2 separate regions of the Homo sapiens genome follow, and region 1 is linked to region 2. Evidence: chromatin loops called from intact Hi-C (ENCODE). Cell type or tissue: PC-3. All regions are shown on one strand. Links, peaks and the distances in the headings refer to the core of each region. The heading gives the core; the rest is flanking DNA. Region 1 has its middle 76 kb from the start of SHANK2. Region 2 holds the start of SHANK2 (SH3 and multiple ankyrin repeat domains 2).

Region 1 (6,628 bases), core at 1,935-4,434, 77 kb before region 2:
AGGATGTGGGCTGGGAAGAGGCAGTTTTCTCTGCTCTGGTGTCCCCAGGCTGAGCCAAAACTCAGAAGCAGGAGGAAAGCTGGACTGGCCATCTGCTGATGGCACAGCCCCAGCCTCATACCCCCAAGTCTATGAGTGCAGCCCTGGAGACTCATCTGTAGCCCCTTGTCATGAAAGGGCTCCCAGCAAGGCTTAGCATAGGAAGTAGGAGGAGCCTTTGGGTGAGTAAGCCCCCATTCTCCTTCTACAGGAGGGGAACCCCGTCAGGGAGGGGCAGCGGCCGAGGCATGCAGGGTCACCCTAGAAGCTGGCCCCTGACTCTGAACTCATGCTCCATTGCTGCTGCCACCCTGCCTGTTTCTTCACAGATATTTGAGTTCTCTGCCCTGCCCCCACCTCAGGTGCCCCAGGCATTGGTGGCCAACCTTCTGTGCAGTACTGGGTGGCTGGTCCTGGCACCCTTGCTGTTTGCCCTTCCCATTCTGGCCAAATCCCAGCTCTTTCCTGAATGCCCCTATCCAGGGAACACCAGCAGGAATGCCCCTTGGTCCTCAGGGACCTGCCTTAGCCTCGGATCCAGGAGGCTTTTTTGTTTTCCCAGTGTCTGCCGGCCTCAGGTGAGTCTGTAGGCACCTCCAGGCCTCAGTGTTTTCCCCTTTAATGCTGAGAGAATCATCCCCATATCCAAGAGATGATATTAGAGAAATGTCATAGCTCCTGCCCAGCACATAGCTGGTGTTCATGAAATAAATGGTGGGAGCAGCTTTTCTCTCCAGTTAGATCAGTGGTGTGAACATTTCAGGGGTTATGAAAATGTTAAGAATCTGATGAGAGGAACTGACCTTCCTCCCAGGAAAATGCACATGTGCATTCATAGAAAAATTAGATGGAGTGTCATGGGTTCCTCAGTCATTCATCTCCATCAATCTTTGTTCAAGCAGTGAGAACCCCGGCACAGCCCGGTCCATCAGAGCCTCCAGGTCACTGTGCATACTCCCCAGAGACTCTGACCCACATGGGAAGGAGGGGCTGGATCCAGGAGTGAGCTGCACAGGGAAGAAAGAAGCCTTCAGAGAACAGAGCACCTGGTCCACCCACCTCACCTGCCTCAGGTCCCTACCCAGGGAGACGCCACAGGTGCTTCTGGGGATCAGGGAGGGGTAATCCCTCCATTCTCTCCATCTGAGGGGCCTTGTGTGGCTAGACCAAGGTGATGGGAGCTGCTCTGCAAAATTTGCCTCTTCGTGGGACCTCTCCCAGCACAATTTAAATATCCGGAACTGGACATCATCAGACTTCCCAAGAAACACACAAGAAAGCCCACCGTTGCCTACTCACTTATTTTAAATGCTGTGATGCTCTGCCTCACAATCAGAGATTCCATTTTTTCACCAATGCATTATTTCCTTGGCCATTGGTGGCTGTGTTGAGAATTAGATTTCTCATGAGTGTTTCTCAGATTGAAAAATGCTTCATGATGAAGTAAAGTATGCAAGTAACCTAGAGGTATGTCCATGGTCATGAGACGTCCTTGTCAGCCGTTTGCCCCTCTGCTGCCTGTGGAGGCCTCTGACGTCACGTGTGCGTGGGCACCTGGCTCTGTCCTCTCCAACCTTCAGCGTGGAGGTGGGGAAGGGGCACCAAGTGGGAGCTGAGCCAAGGCAGCAGCAGGCTGGGCTCAAGAAAGAGGTGGGGGGAGGAGGACAGGCCCCCGGACCTCACTGTGACACCACAGAATCGAGTGGCTGGCCCACCTCTGGCTGTCATTTTAGAATTCTGTTTCTTCAGTGTGTACTGAGGCCGGCAGAAATGCACAGGCCTGGTCACGCAGGAAGTCACCTCTCCCACGTGTGCTTTACCCATCAAACATCCAGCCAGCCCCAGTCCATGCCAGGCATTTTTCTAGGCGTTTGGAGCATAACAGAGTTCAAGGGGACCGATTCCTGCCCTAACAATATGTCTGATGGATAAGAACTGACCTGGAGAAGAGGTCAGTTTCCTAACGAATAGGTCACTGTCAAAGGGTGGTAACATGGAGAAGGAAGGAAAGTGGCAATCAGGGACCTGGGATGAGTGTTGGGAGCAGACGACACGTTTAGATAGAGTGGTCTGGGACGGCCACCTTGAGAAGGTGATGTATGAGTCAAGGCGAGGAGGTGGCATGGGGAAGAACATTTCAGACACAGGAATGGCTGATGCAAAGACTCCAGGGCAGATGGGTACATGGGTGGGGAGTCTGGGGAAGGGCAAGGAAGACTGTGGGGCTGGAGCTGAGCAAGTGATGGGGGGAGAAGGAGACAAGGCCAGGCAGGGAATGCAAGGAATGGGGTTTCTGCAGTTGGGGCAGGTCCAGTGGGCCTTTTTAAGGGCTTTGGCTTTTATTCAAGGAGAAATGGGGAGCCCTCTAGGGTTTTGAACAGAGTCACATGCTGTGACCCACCCTCTAAAGCAGGGGTAATGATCCCCGGCCTTTTAGGACCCTGGCTGCACAGCAGGAGGTGAGCAGCAGGCAAGTAAGCATTCCGGCCTGACCTCTGCCTCCAGTCAGATCAGCTGCAGCATTAGATTCTCATAGGAGCATAAACCCTATTGTGAACTGCACATGTGAGGGATCTAGGTTCCCCACTCCTTATGAGAATCTAATGCCTGATGATCTGTCACTGTCTCCCATCACCCCCAGATGGGACCATCTAGTTGCAGGAAAACAAGCTCACAGCACCCACTGATTCTACATGATGGTGAGTTGTGTAATTTCATTATAGCACAATAATAATAACAAAAATAAAGTGCACAATAAAGGTAATGTGCTTGAATCATCCCAAAAAGATCCCCCCTGCATCCCCGCCCTCCCTGTCTGTGGAAACATTGTCTTCCATGAAACCAGTCCCTGGTGTCACAAAGGATGGGGGCCACTGCTCTAAAGGATCACACCAGGATCTGTGCCGCACAGAACCTCTAAGCACTCAAGAGTGGAAGCAGGCAGACCAGAGAAGATGCTACTGCAACAATTAAGCACGATGACACAGCCACTCAGCCCGGGAGGTGGCAGTGGTGAGGCTGTGAAGTGTTCATGCTGGGATTTAGCTTCAAAGCAGAATTAACAGAATCGACTTTTTTTTTTTTTTTTTTTTTTTGGACAAGGTCTTGCTCTGTCACCCAGGCTGGAGTGCAGTGGGGCAATCACAGCTCACTGCAGCCTTGACCTCCCAGGCTCAAAGGGTCCTCCCACCTCAGCCTCCCCAGTAGCTAGGACCACAGGCCTGTGCCCACATGCCCGGCTTGTTGACATGTTTGATCTGGGTGTGAGACAGTGAGGGAGGCTGGTTTTAAACTGAGCAACGAACCCAAAGGTTGGAGGTGCCACCACCCAAGATGTAGCAGGATCCAGTGTGGCACCTTTGGCAGGAACAGTTAGGAGCTGGACTGAAAATACTGGCAGACATACATGCAGCCATGAGCTTTCAGGCCTATATAGCTGGAGTGCAGGAAGGTCTGGGCTGGGGGTGTGGGCACCTGGGTGGAACGAGAGACACGCCTGGAGCAGAGCAGCAAGGAAGGGACTGCAGGCAGAGAAAGAACATGTCCAGCTGGGCTGTTCCAGCCTTAAGAGGAAGATAGGAGCCAGGCGCAGTGGCTCATGCCTGTAATCCCAGCACTTTGGGAGGCCGAGGCAGGTGGATCATGAGGTCAGGAGATTGAGACCATCCTGGCTAACATGGTGAAACCTCATTTCTACTAAAAATACACACACACACACAAAATAATAATAGCCGGAGATAGTGGCACATGCCTGTAGTCCCAGCTACTCAGCAGGCAAGGGCAGGAGAATCACTTGAACCCAGGAGGCGGAGGTTGCAGTAAGCCGAAATTGCACCAGTGCACTCCAGCCTGGGCGACAGAGCAAGACTCCATCTCAAAGAAAATAAATAAATAAAAATTTAAAATTAAAAAAAAATGAGCTGGGCATTGTGGTACACACCTGAGGTTCCAGCTACTTAGGAGGCTGAGTTTGGAGGATCAGTTGAACCCAGGAATTCAAGGCTGCTGTAAGCCATGATTGCACCACTGCACTCCAACCTGGGCAACAAAGCAAGACCCCATCGTTCGCAAAAAAATAAAAACTAGCTGGATATGGTGGTGTACACCTAAGGTTCCAGCTACTCAGGAAGCTGAGATGGAAGAATCGCTTGAGCCCAGGAGTTTGAGGCTGCTGTGACCATGCCACTGCACCCTAGCCTGGGCGACAGAGCCCTGGAAGCCAACACCACAGAGGGAGGAGGGGGCACTACCCACACGTTCCTGGGGCCAACACGATGGGGACTGAGGACTGACCGTGCTTGGGCAATGCAGTGGTCACTCTGAGTGACCCTAATGAAAGCACTTTGGATGGGTTCCTCAGGTCCTCGAAACCACCATGTGAGCAGGGACCATCGCTACCAACATCTTACAGCTGAGGAAACAAACGCTCAGAAACACAGCCCAGCTCCCACAGCCAGGTGTACAGGCAAGCAGGGCCTGCAGAGGACGCCTGCTCACAAGATGGGGTTCAGAGCCCGCGTCCTGGGCAGTTCCTCATACACCGTGGTCAGGATGCACAGCCAAGTCCCAGGCGGTCCCCAGGATCTTGGTGCAGAGACCAAGTCCACCAGGCAGACTCAAAAGCAAAGTCAGGCTAATGACAGGGGCTGGGCCCAGAGCAAGGTGCTGGGAGCCGGGGCTGGACCAGAAGTCAGGCAGCTCGGCATGAACAGGGATTCAAACCTGTCTGTTCACTGGGGTGCAGACGTGCAGCCTGGGAGTGGGGACAGGGGTACATTGGTACAGTGCTATGAGGTGCCACCTGCACCAGGTGGAAGGGAGTGTTCATGCCAGGTCTCCAGAAGGACAGGGAGGAGGCCTTAGAGGCCACTGCCGGCTTCCTGCCTGCAACTGCTCTTGTCTGGAGACAGGAGAGACTGAACCATCCAGGGCAAGGGGGCTCAGGACCTGGACGTGCTAAGTTTAAAAGCCAGAGGCTGGAAAAACAGACCCAGACAATTTTGCAGATGGGTCCTCAGATGTGTTCTGTGTTTCTCTGCATCACACAGACCACAGCAGAAATGAGAGGCTTGGATGACAGGAGACCCTGTGTCCATCTGCACTTGGCCCCTGCCCTTGAGGCAGGCTCCATGCCTCCCCCAGGTGCGGTAGTTGAGTAAGGAAAGCAGTCTGCCAGCGTCGTGCGGCCCATGTGCCCAAACGTGCACATCTGCATTGACCCCATGAACACTGGAGTTGCATGGGCCCCAAGAGGGCATCATGCCTTCAGCCCACGTTTCTCCAAGCCTCAGGATATTATTGAAGTCTCTGGGCTGCAAGTAGGATGGCTGCCTGATTCACCTCCCAGCCTCCCCTGGGGTTGCTTCTTGGATGCCACATATCCACAGTCCACCGACTGGCCAGAGGAGGGCTGGGCGAAAGTGCAGCCACTTGTCTGCTGGACATCCCAGGAAGAGGACAGCCATGGCATTTAATACCCCAGACAAGCAAATCACCAGTAAGTGACAGATCTTCCTCCGTGGGGTTGGTGTTGGAAATGCTGAGAGGCATGGAATCTGGCGGTGGCTGGCTCCTCCGTGGCTCTGAGTTGACCAAGGAGAACCGGCCTCTGGAGTGGCAGTAAATCCAGGAGTGGGCTGTGCTGTTGACACCTTGGAAGGGTCTCCTGGGGCCGGGCCAACTGTAGGTGATTTGTAATTGAATGGTGCTGAAACTTGGAAGATCCTCACACTCAGCAAGGAAACACCACCTTCCTGGCCCTTCAAGCAACGTGAACTCAATTTGCCAAGCTTTTCCCTGAAGCAGCAGTGACGCTTCCTACCGAGTTGGACCTGGTGCAAACCTGTGGCCACCCGCAGGGGCTGTGAAGGCTCTGAAGGAAGAGGTCACCAGGACCAGGCTTGTTCTGGGGACAGATGAGGATGTGCCTAGTCCTGAAAGACTGAACATTGCTTCCCACGGCACCTGACCCCAGGGCACTCTTCCTAGTCCCATAGGATCCAGGCCCAGGCTGGCTTCCGCCGCCCCTGGGAAATGGAATTTGTGCAATACCACCTGTATTCCTTTGCTGTGGCTGCCTTAACAAAGCCCCACAGATGTGTGGTTTAAGCAACAGACACTTACTGTCTCAGAGTCCTGGCAGCTGGAAGGCCGAGATCAAGGTGTGGCAGGCCTGGCTCCTCCTGAGGCCTCTCTTCCTGGCCACCTTCCCCTGAGTCCTCACGCGGTCATCCCTCTGTGTGTGCCTGTGTCCTCGCCCCCTCTTCTGATAGGCACCCCAATCAGATGGGATTGTGGCCCACCCTCGTGAGCAGAGCGGGTCCACGTGGTTCTGCAGCCCCACCTTGGCTGTGTCGCCTCCAACCAGCCTTCATTTTCCCCCAACCTCCCTGGAGGGCCATATTTATGTCGGTGGCTGCTGTAACAAATGAAACAAATGACCACAATCAGGATGGCTTAAAACAGTACGGATTTATTCTTTCACAATTCTGCAGACCTGAAGTCTGAGATCAGGGCGTCAGCCCGGCTGTGCCCCCTCCGAAGGCTCTGGGGAAGGACCCTTCCAGCTTCCGGTGCCGGGGGTCTCGTC
Region 2 (2,500 bases), core at 1-2,500:
GTATCACCCGGGTACAAAGTTTTCGTTTGCTCTGCAAACGTTTTGATGTGCAGGCAGCCTCTATTTCCAAATCCTATTATTATAAATACTCTGTGGCGGGAGCCAGCTGCGTTCGGGATAACCGTGCAGACCGAACCGGACTTTACAAAAATCAGGGACTTTCTCGTCCGCCGGCTTTGGCCAGGGAGGGGGAGGTCCGTGAGCCACGCAGCCCGGGGCGGGGCAGAGGCGGCCAGGGCGCCCCGCGGTCTCCCGGGGTTGCCACAACAGACCCCACGCGCACGCCCGAGCCGCAGCCGCGGGCGGGAGCGGGGTCGGGGCGGGGGACTGAGGTCCGCGGCGTGGGCGGGGGTGGGGGTCCAGGTCGGGTCGCCCGCGGGTCCTGGGCCGCACGCGTCCTTTCGGCGGCGAGAGGGCCCCTCCCCCACCCTCGCCGGAGCCAGCTCCCGCGCCGGGCGGGGCCGGGTCCTTCCCCACCCCCTGCACCTGAGCCGCGGCGGCGGCTCCTGAGCTCCGGCGGGGCTGGGCGCGGCGCCGCTCGGGTTCCCGCGGCCGATCCAGGTGTGCGCGGACGCTGGCGCTCCCGGGGGGCTCGGACCCGCCCCCGACTCGCCGAGCCAGGTGAGGCGGCGGCCGGGGACGCAGGGCGCGGGCCGGGGAGGACGGGAGGTGGCCCTTGGGCACCCGATCCTGCTCACTGACGGCATTTTGGGGGCATCTCGATTCCGGGAGCACCAACTACCGGGTAAGCGCAGTCCTGGACCCAGAGAGGCTGGAGAGGTGGGCGCTGGGGGGAGTGAGCCGCGTGTCCAGGTGGGGGTCGATTTTCCGTAGAGAGCCCTTCCCCCTGCATGCCTTTCTTCCCGGGCAGGGGCCGGTGTCGAAAGCTTTGGAAGCGGCGTGGGGGCAGAGCGCAGGAAGGAGCCCCCGCTTTATCTCCTGCGCGCATGGACCACGTAGTCTCTGGCGCGTCCTGCCCCTTCCTCTGGAACAGCGCGTGTGGCGCGACCTCCCCCGCTCTCCCGGGGTCTCCTTGCCCCGGGTCACCGCCCGCCAGCCCTAGGACCCGGGCCAGCGAGCCCAGCGGAGGAGCCGGCGCGGGGCCGCCAGGTGGCGCGCGGGGGCGGAGACCCGAACCGTGGCCGCCAGGTCCCCCGAGACCCCGCTGCGGTCACCCTGGCCCTGCACGCAGAGCTCCCATCCAGGCGCGCGCGGCGGCAGCAGCAGCTGTCGCGGAGAGGCCGGGGCCGGCGCGCCTGGTGCGGGCCCGGGGGTGGCGGGTCGGGCGCCCAGGTCCCGGGGGTCGCGCTGAGCCACAGCCGGGTGCCCGACCCCGGCCCGCCGTGCTCACCAGCTGGGATAGGGAGACCCGGCGGGCGCAGCCCGGCCGCCACCGTCCGTGAATTATGCAGGAAGCTGGCACCGGCGCGCTCGAGTTGATCAAGTTTCCCTGGCAACTTTCGCCCGGGCATCCCTCCTCCCCGGCGGCCGGGCAGCTCCGCCCGCCCAGCCCGCGGCCCAGGCGCCTCCACCGGGTGGCCCCGGCCCCGGGCGCCAGGCGCGGGGACCGCTCCCAGAGACGCCGACAGCGCACTCGTCACTTGGGCTGGAGCCGCCGGACTGAGCCAGCAGGTGCGACCACCGCAGCGGGCCTCGCCGCCCGGGTTCGGGGGGATGCGGGGGCTGGGGTGGACCTCGCCGCCAGGGTTCTGGGGCTTGGCGTGGGGGTGCAGCGCGGCGCCCTCCAGGCGGGTCTGCGTGCGGACACCCTGCTCGAGGTGGGTGGGCGCGTGGGCGAGGCTTGCCTTTCCGTGGGGCTGGAGCACCCAGAGGGAGAAAGGGTGGTGCAGGTGACCGTGGGTTTTCGCAGCCGATCTTTTAAAGGGGCTCGGGGCGCCTGGAACTGAGAAGGCGCTCGAGCCAGGCAGGTGAGGGGTGGGTGGTGGGGGGGTCAGGCGAAAGTACGTAAGGCTCTCGGGGGCTGGCAGCTGCTGGCAGGGGCCTGGGCGTCCTCAGAGGCCATCCGAAAATAAAGTGGTTTTCGGGTGGAAATTCGAGGTTGTAAATTGGATAGTTGAGTGACCTCTTTTTCGTTTGAAACTCAAGTTCGAACGTTAATGAGGCCAATCAGCTAATTAAGCTTCCAGATCCAGAGAGGTAATTTCGGAAGTCCCCCGGTGGGGGAGGGCGATTTGATCTCTATCTGGGATGTGGGCCTCGGTTTTGCCGACCCAGCCACAAGGGAAGTTCTGCGCCCCTGGAAAAGGACCTGGCAGATTCAGCCTTAACCCCGGTGCCCTGCGGTCCGCATCACATAGTTAGTGACGCCCTTCTGTGCACTAGGAACCGAGCCTGGTGCCCCAGAGGGTTCAGCAGGTCCAGAACAGCCCCGGGCCGATTGCTTTTGGAGTTTTCCAACTACTTGTGGGTTGGAAACAAGGTTGAGGGTCCTAATAGGGTTGAGCCTGTGGGGGTGGAGTGAGGAGAGCGAGCTCGGCCC

What was found. Peaks named below come from ENCODE experiments on the same cell type or tissue, not always from the same donor. Only the 100,000 strongest peaks of a DNase experiment are listed, where the experiment ranks them.
Region 1: it touches region 2 in a loop (5-fold over the local background); 3 of 110 quality-filtered maps call a loop at or near these places.

Annotation. Positions count from the first base shown.
Region 1 is chr11:71,325,558-71,332,185 of GRCh38, reverse strand. No RefSeq gene overlaps it. Among named protein-coding and RNA genes, the nearest start is that of SHANK2, 76 kb to the right of the region's middle. In PC-3, for the core only: a CTCF peak has its summit at 3,050 (motif pointing right); a DNase peak (open chromatin) is centred at 3,035.
Region 2 is chr11:71,250,546-71,253,045 of GRCh38, reverse strand. It overlaps SHANK2 (SH3 and multiple ankyrin repeat domains 2), which reads left to right and starts at 469. Exons shown (of 26, transcript NM_012309.5): 1 at 469-621. In PC-3, for the core only: a CTCF peak has its summit at 1,054; no DNase peak of the experiment used is centred there; H3K4me3 peaks cover 2,500 bases; H3K27ac peaks cover 1,080 bases.